2 separate regions of the Homo sapiens genome follow, and region 2 is linked to region 1. Evidence: chromatin loops called from intact Hi-C (ENCODE). Cell type or tissue: psoas muscle. All regions are shown on one strand. Links, peaks and the distances in the headings refer to the core of each region. The heading gives the core; the rest is flanking DNA. Region 1 has its middle 240 kb from the start of TBX3. Region 2 overlaps LOC105370003 (a long non-coding RNA gene).

Region 1 (2,927 bases), core at 206-2,705:
CTATCTTTTTGTAACCTAACCTTGAAAGTGATATTCCATATTTTTTTTGTATTTTATGCATTAGAGTGAGTCAATAAGTCCATTCTTCACTCAAGGGGAGGGAATTGCACAATTATATTCAATACCAGGAAGTGGGGATCCATTGAGGGTCACGTTAGAGGCTGCCTGCCACATAGGGGTACAAACATGGAATAAGTCACAGCTGCATTCAAGAAACTTATATTCTAATGGGGGAGACTAAGATGGAAAGTAATAAATGTAAACATAGGAGTTTGCAGGGGATAAAGAGAGGGCACAAAGAAAAGAGTGATTCCACATGGTGATGGTACATGATGGTTCTGCACTGAGGGGTAGGGGGATAATGAGGTCTGACACTCAAGAGTGAAAGAAGCAAGACCAGAACCCAGCTCAATTTCTAGCTCTGTGAATATTACAAAGTCTCTGGCCATTCTTTCCACATTGAATGGCGAATACCCTTGCATAAGGTCCCAGGGTTAAGAATTGACAGAGCCAGAATTCGAAACTAGATCTGTAGAAAGTCAGGCTCAAGCTCTTACTAATGCCAGCTTATTGCCGTTTTCTCCCGAGTCCCCAGCTGATACAGTGTGGATACTTGTCTCCTCCAAATCTTATGTAAATGTTTGATCTCCAGTGTTGGAGTTGGGGCCTGGTAGGGCATGGTGGGGAGTTTGGTCCTTGGGGGTGGATCCCTCATGACTGGCTTGGTGCCTCATGAGAGTAGAATGCTGGATGCCAGTGACAGGGAGCAGGGGAAAAGGGGGAATTGCTATTCAACGGGTGTAAAATTTCAGTTATGCAACATGAATAAGTTCCAGAAATCTGCTGTACAACATGGTGCCTAGAGTCAACAATACTGTACCGTGCCCTTAAAATTTGTATAAAAGGGGAAGTCTTATGTTAAATGCCATTACTACAATAAAAAAAAGTGGGGGTTGTGAAGGAGGGATTTAGTTTCCCAAATGACCAAGTGTTGAAACTTAGTGACAAAATGCCTGACTTTGCTCAACCTTACTGTCTTCAACTGTTAAATGGGTCTAAAACAGCAGTTACCTTATAGGGTGATCTGAGGATTCGATGACATAGCCCATGTAAATATTTGGCTTTGCACATGATAAAGGTCTAGTGAATGTTTGCTGTTACTGTTTTTTGTTAGCAGCAGCAGCCGTAGCCTTATTACTCCAGCACCCAAACAGGTGCCAAGAATTGATGCTCTCCCATCACATATTACTTTGCGCAGCAATTGTTTCCAGCCAGCTAAAGCAACAAGGCTGAATGGCAAGTCAAAACCTCCAACCCCATCTCAGAACAAGGAATATTCAATACACTTCACAATCTAATAAAACATTCCAGGGAACCCTAGGGGATTGAAAACTCTTCAAACTGAAAATTATAAAAACAAGTTATTTTATCATATCTAACAACCGTCCAGTTGTAAAGTCAACAATGTTCTGATTCTTAGAATGAACAAAGTTCAAATCAAGTTTTGGCAAGTTCTCTGAAACTATATATTTACATAAATTATATGATACCATAAGATGACATGTTCCCTTCACATTGGACTTTTTGCAGCAGGATCATAAAGAGGGTATTTTTTCAGAAATACTGGAGGGCTTCATCAATTTTCCTAAGGGCCTCTCTTAATCCTTTGATACACAAATCATTCTCTTCTGAAGCACCTGTCCTGTCAACTGGCCTGATGCTACCACATTCCCATCCATCAGATGCTTTGCTTGTAATTAGAGCCTTTCTCCAGCAAAATTTCCATCCACTTTCTGAAATCCTGCATCTTTTGCAAGATTTGCAATTTCACTTTGCAATCCATTTGCATTTCATTTGCATGGTATAGTCGGATACCTATAGCATCTGGCAACCTGTGAGGGAGTGTCCAACAAAGGTATTGATGCACTAGTGAGTAGTTACACTCATGTAAAACGGGCTGAGAGATTTGCTGGGGAATACGTGCATGAGTTTCTGGTGATTATTTTTATATCATAACAATGTGGGCTTTCCTATACAATGTGTTGTATAGGGCTCAAATGACAAATTCCTAACTTGTGGGGTCCCCTCAACTTTGTTTCTAACCCTTGAATGCATGGGATATCATCCGGTGTCTGTTACAGTTAATTCTCCTGACTTGAACTAGGCTAAGTTTCTGTCCATAAAAATGAACATTTCTTGGCCGGGCACGGTGGCTCATGCCTGCAATCCCAGCACTTTGGGAGGCCAAGGCGGATGGATCACGAGGTCAGGAGATTGAGACCATCCTGGCTAATGCGGCGAAACCCCGTCTCTACTAAAAATACAAAAAATTAGTGGGGCATGGTGGCATGTGCCAGTAGTCCCAGCTACTGTGGAGGCTGAGGCAGGAGAACCGCTTGAACCTGGGGGGCAGAGGTTGCAGTAAGCCGAGATCATGCCACTGCACTCCAGCCTGGGCGACAGAGCAAGACTCCATCTCAAAAAAAAAAAAAAATAGTATTTCTTGACTAAGCCCTCCAGACACTTCAGCTCTCACACATTTTTTATTGTTTCACATGAATCAGTTAGTTCAGACTTGCTGGAATTGTGTTAATGTCAAAAATTGAGTAACAGTCCAAATAATAATTTCTAATAGCACTGAGCATTAAACAAAGGGTGTTTATATGCAGAGTCTTCATTACATAAGAATTTATTATCCAACTCTAACACAGTAATGAGGTTACCTCAAGAGGCAAAAAGCCATTTTTAATATAAAAAAGAATTGAAAGGCCACTTATAAAATGAATACCCATTCCAATCTCATTCCCCACATAATTGACTCAGTTGGTGACCTGGAACAAACAATTTCAACTCTCATGTACTCAGTTGCCTCCTGTATTGTAAACTGAACACAAAATTATCCCAAATTGGAGATTTGCCCATTAGCT
Region 2 (2,927 bases), core at 102-2,601, 520 kb before region 1:
CAGTGTGGACAGTCACTAAAAACCATGCTGTGTTCCCTGAGGGCTTTGGAGTCAGATCGATCTCACCTTAAATTGTGGCCCTGCCACTTTCTAGTGTCAGATCTTTTTGAGTCTTGATTTTTTAATTTGTAAAATGTGAACAACAGTAGCCTTGACTTCATAGCATGGGTCTGAACATTGAGAGAAGTATTGCATGTCATATAGTCATTCAAATACCTGGTATGCACTGCTGTTGTTTTTATTAGCTGCAAGGCTACTGCCACAAGTTTTTCCTTTTGATAAATTTGAAAAATAAAGGACAAATATAATGATAGTTCCTGTATTAATCAGGAACTCTAGAGGGACAGAACTAATAGGATATCTACATATGTGTGTGTATGTGTATATATATATATATATATATATATATAGAGAGAGAGAGAGAGAGAGAGAGAGAGAGAGAGAGAGAGAGAGAGAGAGACAGAGAGGACAGAACTGACTAGTCAGTTCTCTAGAGGGACAGAACTAACTAGATATATACTAGTTAGAGGGACAGAACTAACTAGATATATATATATCCTATTAGTTACATATATATAGGAATTTATTAAGTATTAACTCACATGATCACAGGATCCCAAAATAGGTCATCTGCAATCTGAGGAGGAAGGAGAGCCAGTCTGAGTCCCAAAACTGAAGAACTTGGAGTCCGATGTTTGAGGGCAGGAAGCATCCAGCACGGGAGAAAGATGTAAGCTGGGAGGCTAGGCCCGTCTCGTCTTTTCACGTTTTTCTGCCTGTTTTATATTCTAGCCATGCTGGCAGCTGATTAGATGGTGCCCACCCAGATTAAGGGTGGGTCTGCCTTTCCCTGCCCACTGTCTCAAATATGAATCTCCCTTGGCAGCACCCTCACAGACCACGCCCAGGATCAATACTTTTGCATCCTTCAATCCAATCAAGTTGACATGCAGTATTAACCATCACAGTTCCCAACAATTCCAATGTCCAGAATTTTAAGAAGTGTTAATACTTATAGTTTTACATGTTGATTTGTGAAGTCTCATGGGCTTTGAATGTGAGCCCAGTGACAAGGAATAAGCTCAGATTTTATTCTTAGATGGACAGCTTCCTAGCTGTTGTGAATCTGGGCAATTCATGTCACCCCTCTAAGCCTATTTCTTCATCTTTAAGAAGGCAATACCTCCTTCGGAACAGTGATAATTGATATTTATAAGGAATGTCATGGAAATTACATTTCAAATAGTTTAGAGTTCGGGCATGTTATTCTAATTCCTTGAAAGATGGTCATGTATACAGCAGATAATGTGACAGGACAGCATGCTGTATGCTTAAATGTGGGGTTCAGTATGCTAAGTGTCCGGTGTGGCCCCTGCCTGGCATATTATAGGTGTCTGGTTTGAGTTCCTTTTCTTTGGCTGATGTGAACTCAGTGCCTGGGTTCTGAAGTGAAGGCTCAATGTTCTCTCTTTGACACCTAATCCTCCTTGAAAACTGGGCCATAGTTGATCTTTCCAGAAAGTGAAAGGCCCTTTGCTCTGAGTCATGGTATGGTTGGGATGTCAGCATTGTCCCCTGGAGCCGGAGGACCTGGGAGAGGAACTCCTCCCTGGCTCAGGGCCTGGACCACTGCCAAGGAGGATGTGTCAGCTCGGGGGCCCAGGCTTGACCAGGGAGAAGGCTCCCCTTTGCAGTCCTGGTGCCAAGCAAGGTTCACTGCCGTCACTTGCAGGCCCCAGAATGGTTCATTGTGGAAGACTTTCCTTCTAATCTCCCTGAGCCACTCTTGCCCCTCCTATCCATTCAATGAGAAGCTTTTGAAAAGCAAGACCAGATCATACCACTCACCCAGTTTCAATCTTCTGGTGGCTTCCACCGATCCTGGAGTAAAATTCAAACTCCCATCATGGCTCATGCAGCACAAGGCCACATAGTATAGTGGTCCAGGCCTTCCAGGGTATCTGTTTTGCTCCTCTGTCTAGACCAGTGTTCTCAGTGGGGGGATTGTGATTTTGTTGCTGGGGGACAGCTTGGCAATGTCTGATTGTAATAACTTGAGAGAGTATGATGCTATTGACATCTAATGAGTAGGGGCCATGGGTGCTGCTAAACATCCGACAATGCACAGGGCAGCCCCCAACCACAAAGAATTATCTAGCCCTAAATGTCAATAGTGTCAAAGTTGAGAAACTGGTATAGACCTCACCTCTTCCAGGAAGCCCTCCCCGAGCTCTCTGGGTTGAGTAGATACATCCCTCAGTTCCCACACATCCCTAATCATTCTCATTGCAGCCTGCATCAGTCTGCATGGTCCTTAGATTCCAGAAGAGCCTGTATGTCATGGCATCTATATCTTTGTCTTCCTTCCCCTCTAGCTTGTGAATCCCCCTCTCCTTAAGGGGAACGGGGATCACATCTTACCCACAGTTGGGTCTCCAAGGTCTAGCATAGAACCTGATACATTGTGAGCACCCAGGATGTTGAATGAGTGAATGGATGAATGAACGAATGGAACAACAGTCTGAGACTCAAGAAGATGCATCTTCTTCCTCGTCCCCATTGTATTCCCACTGGGTGTGTCATTAACCTTGCTCTCAGTTTCAATCCCTCCTTCCAAATTGGCTTAATAAATTATCCATATAGCCTGATCCTTGTGAAATAGCATGAGCTAGCTTGGATGGAAGTGTACTGAGCTCCATGTAGGAGAGAAGATCAACCCTTTTGCACTAAGACAATATTATTTTCATGTGTTACTCTGATAATATCTGTTAGCCCTCTGTGCCTAAGGGAAGCCCTGGATAAAGAAAGGCTTTGTGCTCTGAATAGCAGAGCAATAGTCTTGTGGATCTTAATCTCTTATCTGTGACTTTATTTTGGAAAACTGTGCTCCAAGCTCCACCCTTGTCCCCAAGTCCATGCTAATGCCT

What was found. Peaks named below come from ENCODE experiments on the same cell type or tissue, not always from the same donor. Only the 100,000 strongest peaks of a DNase experiment are listed, where the experiment ranks them.
Region 2: it touches region 1 in a loop (2.5-fold over the local background); 1 of 110 quality-filtered maps calls a loop at or near these places.

What each region holds. Positions count from the first base shown.
Region 1 is chr12:114,923,492-114,926,418 of GRCh38, reverse strand. No RefSeq gene overlaps it. Among named protein-coding and RNA genes, the nearest start is that of TBX3, 240 kb to the right of the region's middle. In psoas muscle, for the core only: no CTCF peak of the experiment used is centred there; no DNase peak of the experiment used is centred there.
Region 2 is chr12:115,439,304-115,442,230 of GRCh38, reverse strand. The region is part of intron 2 of LOC105370003 (a long non-coding RNA gene); the gene reads left to right. Among named protein-coding and RNA genes, the nearest start is that of LINC02463, 450 kb to the left of the region's middle. In psoas muscle, for the core only: no CTCF peak of the experiment used is centred there; a DNase peak (open chromatin) is centred at 1,630.